2 separate regions of the Mus musculus genome follow, and region 2 is linked to region 1. Evidence: chromatin loops called from intact Hi-C (ENCODE). Cell type or tissue: left cerebral cortex. All regions are shown on one strand. Region 1 has its middle 140 kb from the start of Gm40736. Region 2 overlaps Gm31822 (a long non-coding RNA gene).

The links. Hi-C counts contacts between places; a loop is a spot of excess contacts. Peaks named below come from ENCODE experiments on the same cell type or tissue, not always from the same donor. Only the 100,000 strongest peaks of a DNase experiment are listed, where the experiment ranks them.
Region 2: it touches region 1 in a loop (5-fold over the local background); 14 of 42 quality-filtered maps call a loop at or near these places.

Annotation. Positions count from the first base shown.
Region 1 is chr10:91,543,971-91,548,970 of GRCm38, forward strand. No RefSeq gene overlaps it. Among named protein-coding and RNA genes, the nearest start is that of Gm40736, 140 kb to the left of the region's middle. In left cerebral cortex, a CTCF peak has its summit at 2,333; DNase peaks (open chromatin) are centred at 2,360 and 3,234.
Region 2 is chr10:92,652,366-92,657,365 of GRCm38, forward strand. It overlaps Gm31822 (a long non-coding RNA gene), which reads left to right. Exons shown (of 3, transcript XR_380678.2): 3 at 2,296-2,489. Among named protein-coding and RNA genes, the nearest start is that of Gm31822, 11 kb to the left of the region's middle. In left cerebral cortex, a CTCF peak has its summit at 225 (motif pointing left); DNase peaks (open chromatin) are centred at 243, 478 and 2,319.

The DNA of each region.
Region 1 (5,000 bases):
GCAAAGATTAAAAAAAAATGGTGACTCATTCTCTATCAGGTCCTCCCATAACCTATAACCTATATCCCATAACCCATAACCCATAGCCCATAGCCCATAGCCCATAACCCATAACCCATAACCCATAACCCATAGCCCATAGCCCATAGCCCATACCCATACCCATAACCCATAACCCATACCCATAGCCCATAACCTATAACCCATAACCCATAACCTATAACCCATAACCCATAACCCATAACCCATAGCCCATAACCCATAACCCATACCCATAGCCCATAACCCATAACCCATACCCATAACCCATAACCCATAACCCATACCCATAGCCCATAACCCCATGCAGGTGCAGTGTCTACCTAGCATAAAGTTGGCTCTCTGTCACAGGGAGAAGATATGCTGCTAGTTTTCATTTCTTGAGTGTTGCCCATATGTAGAAAGGGCAAGGGCAAAGCTCACTCTGTGTTCGCTCTACAAAGTGAGCAGCCAGGTACTCTGCTACTTCCCCAGCACTGGGGCATCCTATTCCAGAGATAGGCATCCCTCTCTTCATCTCTCTCATCCATCTTTCAAGGAGGGCTCCCTTTCAACAGGCTCTCCATGATTTCTCTAGCTGCAGCTGCTTCTTTGCTTTGAGTCTTGACTTGAACACTTAGCAACACTGCACTTCTGTAATATACAGCAACCTCAGGCATGTAACCAAGTCTCAGGCACCGAACTGCACTTGGTGAACTGGCCTATGCACAATATTTTATAAGCTGTCTTGATCGCCACCATCAGTTGGGGGGTCTCTTTAGCTTAGGTACGTGTGTACATAATATCTAAAATGAGTTCTTTTACTGAGGCATTATGAAGATAATAAGACTATTAGCCATCTAAACTTATCTTTGAGACAATGTGGGGTCATCATGTAAAATTATTTATAATTAAGAACTACCAATTAAACATAGGTAGTCTGCTGTTGCACACCCCTGTCCCTTCATTAAGCAGTAACTGTGATAATTGTGATAACTGTATAGCAGTGTGGTCACCATTTGTATTCTGGGCTATTGTTTTTTTTTTTTCTTTCTTCTTTGTATTATGCAAGTTGCACTAGCATGTGGCTCCCCCCCACCCCCCTGCACGTACTGGATAGTACTGATCTTCCACACATCTTAAGGTGTTGCTTTCTCTTTCCAGAGGTCTTCATGCTATTTGCTGAAATCACCAAGTCTTTGGCCTTTTATTTCATCCCAGATCCTTCCACTTTCCCTTCTTCTGCAGAGGTAGGAGATTCCTTCTCTTTGTTGCGAGATCACATGAGCTGCTGCTTGGTGGAACTCTGAGTTGAAACTTGATTCTCCATTGGGGTTTGCTTGTGGTGGCCAGAATCTCACCTACTTCTCATCCTCTTCGAGGAGCCATGGTGGAGGAAGTTTTACAGCTGAGCCTTGGTGTGCTCTGTCTCTAGGGAGACCTATCTCATGGTGGTGTTTGTGGTATACCCTTATCTCCTCTACTAGTCTGTAACCTCTTGAAGATGTCAACAGTATCTCACTCCATTTGTAACCTCCAGGGCTCCTAGCAGGGTTGCATAGGATAGATGCTCATGAAGTGCTTAATGGATTGGATTGCATTAGCTATTACTCTGAGTGCACAAAAAAGGGGTGCTGGAACTCTGAAGAGCCTTAATTCACCTCATGGGGCTACCCAGAGACACTGTCAGGTTTAGTTTATACACCCGGCTCTCCACGGGTAATGTCAATGCCAATTAATGCGAAGCTTCTGCAGCCAAGAGAAAACACATTTTCACCCACAGGCTGATAAGTTCCTTCTCTGCTGTATATCCAAGTGATCATAAAGCAAAAAGACCCCTGGGATTCTATTCTATTTAGGCAAAGGCAGGTGTGCTGGGGGAAGCTTTGGGTTTGTACACAAACACAGAAAGCTGGGCTTATTTTTGCAATTACTCGCAAAGGCTGCCCATGTTTTCCAGCATGTAAATTAGGACTTGAAGGAAAACATCTAATTGCATTTCGCTCCAACTAATTGCCAACTCAAAATTTTAGATTAGTGTGCACACCATACTTAATTTTTTTGTTGCTGTTATTAATAACACACTTAGCTCAGTAAGAAGGGAAATAACAAGCCAGAATTAAAGACTTGAGGGCTGCCCCACTAAGAAAAAAAATGCTTTGGGTGATGTGCTAAGGAACCAATGAGAGATGTGTCAAAGCCACAGCTGAAATATCAGACAAAGATCGCCCGCATATTGTGCCTTTGAGTTGGTTTGCTTGTGAAGGCACTAGGAATTAGGAAGTAGATTTGGAGTCATTGCGTGTGTTCTGCCACAAGGAGGGGCCATGGTTACAACCATGAACGTGTCCTTGACTGTGTTATACTGGTAGCCTTTCCTGTGTCAAAACCAAAACCTACTTAAAAGGCCTTCTCCGAACACCGTGCCTCACATCCGGAGAGAATGGTCTGGTCTTTTGTGAGTAATATAAATGTACCGTGATATCCCTGTGTTATTAGACGAACATTACAAAGCATGACAGCATCATAGTCACACACACAAAATAAGGACACGCTACATTGTTGACTGGAAATGAAAAAGCTTTGCCACATGTCATGAAAAGGTAACTGGCAGCTCCTGGTTTTTGCTCCCCCCCCCACCTTTTCCAGCAATTGTTATTCTCTGAAGGACACAATGAACTTTTTGTCCTAAACGCAGAAGTAGGGGTGGGAAATGCATCTCGGAAACTCAATTTAGCAATACAGGTTTGCAAATGTATTTACCGTGGAGCAGACTTTATTCAAAGATGCTTATTTCTGGCTCGCTAAGTGAAGGGGCAGAAGGGAGGCTGGCTGAACTTTGGAAAAAAAAATGTAGTTCTGCCCAATCAGACCACTGCATTCCCTATACAGTTCTTTAACAGGTACTGGGTATGCCAGGTATGGCACTGTATGCATCAGGTGCCCCCGTGAGAAGGCTCAGCAAGATGTCTATCATTGTCAAGTTTCCAGACAGGTGGAGAGCAGATGTTACCAAAAAAAAAAAAAAATAGACATAAGCAAATATATGCCTATAAATTGTGCTCGGTGCTGTGAGGGGAAGTTCAGGGAGTGATTAAGACCACGAAAGTTGCATCTAATTGAAATGGGGGACGGTCTGAGGAAAACCTCTCCCAGAAATAACATTTAAGCCGAAACCTGTGGGATGAGGAGTGTTTAGCGAAAGCAGAGGGAACAGATCTTTCCAGACAGATGGGAGGACAGGTGTGAAGGCCCTGCAGTTGGCACATCGTGGGGAGTGGAAGGGAACACCTGGGATGGAGCTTGGTGACTGAGAGGGAGAGATCTGAAATGAGCTGGGAAGACTGACAAAAGCAGGAGAGACCACACAGCAACCCCCCCCCCCACCCCCCGCCACCCCCACACTGGAAGCCATGACAGGGCACTTCAGTTTTCATCTCCAAAGCCACAGAAAGATACTAGAGGGTGGAAGGGGATGGGTGAGGAAGCCAGTTTAAAGAAACCTCAGCACCAAGCAGAAAGGAGGGGATGAGTAACATCCAGGAAACCTGTTGAAAGTCCATTCAATTGATAAGAGAGTGGGTAATTTTCCTCTTCCCTCTCTGTGGTGATTTGAATAAGAATAGATCCCATAAGCTCATCGATTTACATATTTGGTCCCCAATTAGCAGGACTGTTTGGGGACTGTTAGGAATTGTGGTGTGTTACTGGGGCTGGCTTTTGAGGTTTCAAAAATCCCCACCAATTTGACTCTCTCTCTCTTTCTCTCCCTCTCTCTTTCTCTCTCTCTCTCTCTCTACACACACACACACACACACACACACACACACACACACACACACACACACACACCTTCTTGGTTATGTCTAACGATGTTGATTTCAGCAGCTGCTCCAGTATTGTGGCCGCCTGCCTACTGCTCTGCTCCTAGCCATGATGGTCATTAACTTTAACCCGTTGAAATGGTAGGCTCCAAATAAATTCTTTTTTCTATCAATTTCCTAGGTTGTGTAGTATCCTATCACAGCAATAGAAAAAAAAATAAGTAAGACACCCTCTAATCTATTCTCTGTCGCCTCAGGCCAAACAAGGTGTGTTTCCCCACCAACCTGGTCAGATCAGGTTGCTTCTGTGTAGGTTGAACCATTGGGAGACTGTGGAGGGAGACTGAGAGGTAGAGAAAGGAGGAAGCCGAGATTTTACTCCTTGACTCTCCTTGCTGAACGAGGCATCTTCAGCTGTTGGCTGGTGTCAGATGCTGCTGGGTGGAGCCACCGAACAGTGCTGCTGTCCATGGTCGCAGATCCTACAGGACACTCTTATGCATGCTTCATGTTTCTGCTTGGCTTCCCCAGGTCTTGGGCTCCATCAATGTGTCTTCCTTCTTGAGCTGTAAGGCAGTTCCCTGTTCATGCTAATTTCCACTTTGCAAGATCATCCTTGGGCTGGCCTTGAACTCTTTCCACCCTTTTGTGAAATGGACTCTCTTTATCATGGTCATCCATGCAGAGCTTGCACTTTTATTTTCCTAAAATGTACTCTGAGGCAATGACACCAACAACAGTTTAAGTCCTAAATGGTAAGCAACATTGAAGAGCCCATGGATGGACCTGAGACAATGCTTGGAATTCTCTGTGAGCCTCGTAAGACAGTAAGACCATATAGAAATGAGAGGGAGCTGTGAGCTATATACCCAGAGTTTCTTAGAACTCTGAGCAGGATTCTCCCGTCCAATGGATCCGAGTGGTCACTGGATCACCCCAACATAGTGTGGAAGTGCCAAGAAGGCCCTCATCAGTGACCATGCAGTAGGCAATGATTGGAGTCAAGCAGGACTGTATGCACAGTCTCTTGCCTTGTCATTCTAATTTCTAAAGCTGAGGTCTAGATAATCTTCCTGGGACTACAGAACAACAACAACAATAACAACAAAACAAAACAAAAAACAAAACAAAACAACCCCCCCAAACCCAAAACCAAAA
Region 2 (5,000 bases), 1.1 Mb after region 1:
TTTTCCGCTAAAACATAAATACAGTACGCATATTAAATACCTATAAAAAAAAGACAATGGGCTACCATAAAATGTAAATGAATGTTAAAATGTATTGTATTAAATGCTTCATTTTCGGATCCCAGGAATCATAATCAGAGATTGCAGAGCCCCTTTATTCAAGCCTAAAGAAAACTGAAGGAAGTTAAAAAAGAAAAAAAAAATTTTTTTTTTGAGACAGCTGTGCCCTCTGGAGGTGGCATTTGGGAATTAAATAAATCTGTCTTCAACCAGTAACAATGACTTTTCCAAAGAACTGGACATGTATTGGAAACGTACAGAAGGCTTAGAAGGTTTCATTTGTGGTCCTTTCTTTGTATTAAACCAACTTTCAGTGAGTACTCATTTAGAATTTCAATTTAGACCTGTTCACATGGGTGCCCAACATTCTGGGGAGGAATGTTCAGATCTGAAAGACAGTCATCAGGGACTTGGCTGGATGTTATAAAGAGAAAGAGCCGTGCTCCCAAATCCAGTGCCTCCCAGCCTGCCCTGCTGGACTACAGGGAGAAGCTGCCCAGTAGCTTCCTGCTCTCTACCCCACTTCCTGCTTCTCACCCAGCTTCCCACTTCCCATCCCACCTCCTGGCATTTCTAGAGAGAGCTTGACCAGCCAGGCCAGCAAATGAATCTGCATTGTCTTTTCAGAAGAATCCCTACCTCTTATCTTCAGTTTGTCTATACATATTTGCTTTTCAAGTAACAGCAGGTACATGTCTCCACCAGTAGACTACGTTATTCCAGTGGGAAGCATATGAGAAAATAAGTACACCTTTGTTGGAGTTTTTGAGATAGAAATTAATAAAGTTAGCTTTATGTATTTAGAATTTCAATAAGACAGGAGAGGGAAAACTGAAGGAGATAATTGTGGGAGGAGGATCGAAAGAAACAATCCCCCAGAATTGTCCTCACTTGATGCTAGAAAAGAACAAAGCACAGAGAGAGGGATGACATCTTAATTGTGCTTGCTGGGATGTGAGTGAATGCTGTTTGTGGCATCTTGAAATGAAGCAGAGAAAGGAAAAGAATTGAGTAATGCCAGTGTGCGGAGAGGGAGTGTAATTACTATCAGTCGGAGCGGAGGGGAGCAAGCCCAAATACCAGTGGGATGTGGCTCTTGCAGCTGTGTCTGCAGGTGGGACTGAGTAGGAGGAGGTTGTGAGGGAAGGAGGCAGTGTTCTTCTGGCTGCACCTGCATCTTGATTCTGATTCCCAAGGTTGGCCCAAAGGCATCTCCTCCTCCTCCTCCTCCTCCTCCTCCTCCTCCTCCTCCTCCTCCTCCTCCTCCTCCTCCTCTTCCTCCTCTTCCTCCTCCAGGAAACAAACTCCACTGAATAAATAGCAGAGTTACCAGCGTCCTACTACCAGGCTCTAGTTCCAGCTTAGGGAGGTAGCCTGAAGTATGGATTCTTAATTCAAGGTCACTAGCCCTTTGCACCTTTCTCTCAAAGTGCCTCTATCCTGGGCTCCTTAAAGAGGCCCAGAAGCAAAGACATTTCAAAGAAGACTACTTTGAGCCCATGGACATTACAGGTGACCTCCTGTTCCCACCAAGAGGACATGCTCAACTTCCCCAAATATGAAACCAAGCATTTAAGGAACATCGGTGGTCAGGACAGGGACGTAACAAGCTATGTCAGGCTGCCCTTCCTTGCCCAGATCACTTCATCTGTCTTCATCAGAAGCCTACTCATGAGTCTTCTGAGACTGCTGCACCTGTGTTCCAGCACCTCAGAGGGCACTGGCAGAGAGCCTCACTGCCCACCATCACACACTGCCTGGATCTTGGACCCAACCATTTCAGAATGACCAGTCCCCTAGGTAGGACAGAACCAAGGACACAGCTGTGTGATCTTGGATGGGTAATAAGATCTAGGATGCAGCCATGGGATACTAGTTACCTGCTGTGAGCCTTGGGCTTCTCGTTATGGAAACTGATGACACTAATATCAAAGCCAGAGCTACCAGTCATGATCATAGGCTCATCAGCTCGTTCATTCATTCATTCATTCATTCATTCTTCATTCAGCAAACAAGCCTATATATTCCAGGCTCTATGGAGGCACTGGAAGAACTCTACTCAAAGCTGCCCTCTAGGACCTCAGCTCCAGAAGACTTAACTGAAAGGATGACCTAGGCCTTTCATCTGTAAGACTTCCTAGCCCAGCTTCTAGCACATACAGTGCCTTTGGGAAACATTGCTGCTGCTTAAAATTAAAGGTTAGCATCCCCATCTGTTCTGTCTTCTTCTTGCAGATGAGAGATTGCCAAGTCCCAGAGCCAGGCAAAAACCTTGTTTGATGAACAAAGGATGCGACTGAAGCTCCTTAGAGGATGGAAGAGAGGAGGAGGGGGAAGGCTCTGTGCCCCAGTGAGACAAACAACCCTGGGACCGATCACCAGCCTGTGGCTACCTTCACAGAAACTCCTGGTTATCTGGAAGGTAGCCTTCCTTCAGGAAAGGACATCATATATTTGAGAGACTGACCAATCCCAAGAAAAAGGGAGCTTCTTTTAGCCAGAAGGTGTGGATCTGCTCAGGGGTCACCTTTCCCCCATGACTAACCTTCCCACTAACACCTTCTGTAGGCATCCTGGAGTTAGCCACTGTCACCCCATTTGAGGCAGTGTTTTCAGAGGCAATTAAAAAAAAAAACCTTTTCGTCAGAGTTCTCCATCAAAAATCTGATCTGAGATGGTCATTTACACTACTGCTTTGCAAACGGCAGCTCTTGGGCAAATGGAAATGTTCCTCTTGACTAGCTAAATTTTTGCAGTGTTCAGCTCCTCAAAATAAAGATGGGGTCTCTATCATTTTTCTACCTACTACAAACAAGACTTTTTTTAAAATGCATTTTAGAAAGATTCATTGGACTTCCATTGTTACAGAATAAATCATCACCAATTTTGTAGCTAAATCTGTTCATATTTATTATCTCATGGTGTGCATGCTGTAGGCACAGAACCCTGAACTCCTCTTGAGATGCACGACAGGCATCCTTCTCTGGAGGCTCTACTGTGAAGAGATGCTCTTCCAAGCTCCCTCTGGCCATGAGCAGAATTCCCTTCCTGTGGGCACAAGACAGAAGTCCTGCTGTTTTGCTATCTGTTGGTCAAGGATCACACACAGCTCCTGGAGGCCACTCTCTGGTTTACTATACTTCACAATAAGGCCCCTTTCTATTGGTCCTCTCATTCTTCCAAACTTGTCTAAAACTCTTCTGATTACATAATAGTCTTGCTGGTCAGTTCTCAGTCTCTAATGAGGAACAAAGCCATGGGCACAATAGCTTATCATATTCACAGGGAAAGGGATTATAGTCTGAGTTGCTGTAACAAAATGCTGTACACTGGGTGATTTCACAAATATTTCTTCCAGTTCCAGAGGCTGGAAAGCCAACGATTAAGGTGACAAGTGACGCAGGTCCCGCTGATGACCTCTCCTAGGTTGGCAGAGTCACACCCTCATTCCCATCCCTCATTCTCACAAGGCAGCAGGAAAGACCACCATCCACCCTTAACACAGTACCACTGAGGATTAGAGCTTGATCATTTACACTTTGGGAAATTAAGATGTCCATCCCATAGCAACAGAACATACAAGGGAGAGGGAGTCTTGCAAGTCACCTTAGATTTCTGTAGAATTTACTTGTAAAGAAAATAACAAGAACATTTAAAGCTCACATAATATACTCGCTGCGGACATGAGGTTTCTAGCTTACAAACTCATGTTGAAAGGCCACATGGATCCATGACTGGGAGAACCTCTCTCTCCCTATCAGCTCTTTAGACTTTAAAATGGCCCTGTTGCCCCTATTCACCTCTGTGCAAATGGGAATTTAAGTCATCATAGGGATTCAGAGAATTAAAGCCATTACCGAGTGCCCGGGGTACAGAAGGCCACTGTCATCACCCCGTGGAGCCTTTGATGTGGCACTGAGACAGCAATTAAAACGGAGAGGTCAGGAGAACATACCTGTGGCCAGAAAACAGCTCTGACCCCTTACCTTGGACTGCTCATCAGGACCTAGTTTCTGAATATCCATTTTCCATCCTTTCTGCAATTAAAATAACAAGATTTTCTCCAAGATCTTTATAATACTGGGAGATAAAATGGAGCACCCCAGTTAGGCTAGAGAGATGGCCCAACATGTAAAGTGCTGGCCATCCAAGAGCTAAGTTTGATCATGTTAAAAATCTGGGCGCAGTGGTACACGCCTGTAATCCCAATGCTACCCAGCTAGAAACAGAAGAGACTTCCTAGGACTTACTGGCAAGCCAGCCTACCAGAATTGACAATCTCGGAGTTCTATTAAGAAACTGTGTTTCAAAAAGTAAAGTGGAGTGTCACTGAGGGAGACTTCTGATGACAATTTCTAGCTTACACACACACATACACACACACACACACACAGAGATACATACACACACATGCACACACACACTCATGCCCACATGCATACACAGGTGCACACACATGTGTTCACACCACAATCAATGCACTATGCAAATGACAAGAGGAAAGGGATCAGGAAACCTACAGTCAGCTTAGACAAGCTGTTTCTCGTGGTATAGACAACATACCTAGCACAATGTGGGGATCCATGGGGCTTACAGATGCCCATGAAGCACAGCATCTGGACTTAAGCATATACTGTCAAATTAGTAAGACAGTGCTTTCACCCAGTGGACAGTTTAAACCTCTGACAGGACTGTGTCACAAGAGTCCTGTGTTCAAGAGTCCTACTCATAAACTCCTACCCAGAGCCTGGGAGCTTGCGGCCTCATGAGGTGGTCCAGTCAGGCAATTGGAGCCGCTGATTCTGCTAAGGTACCACGCTTCGGGTGCTCGGCCTAAGGTGTTTGCCAAAACAGACCAACATGCAATGGTATGAAGAGGGCCAGAGATAGACAGTCAGAAGCACCAATGGCTCCATTCTCTTCTGCTGGTCAAAGGAAAA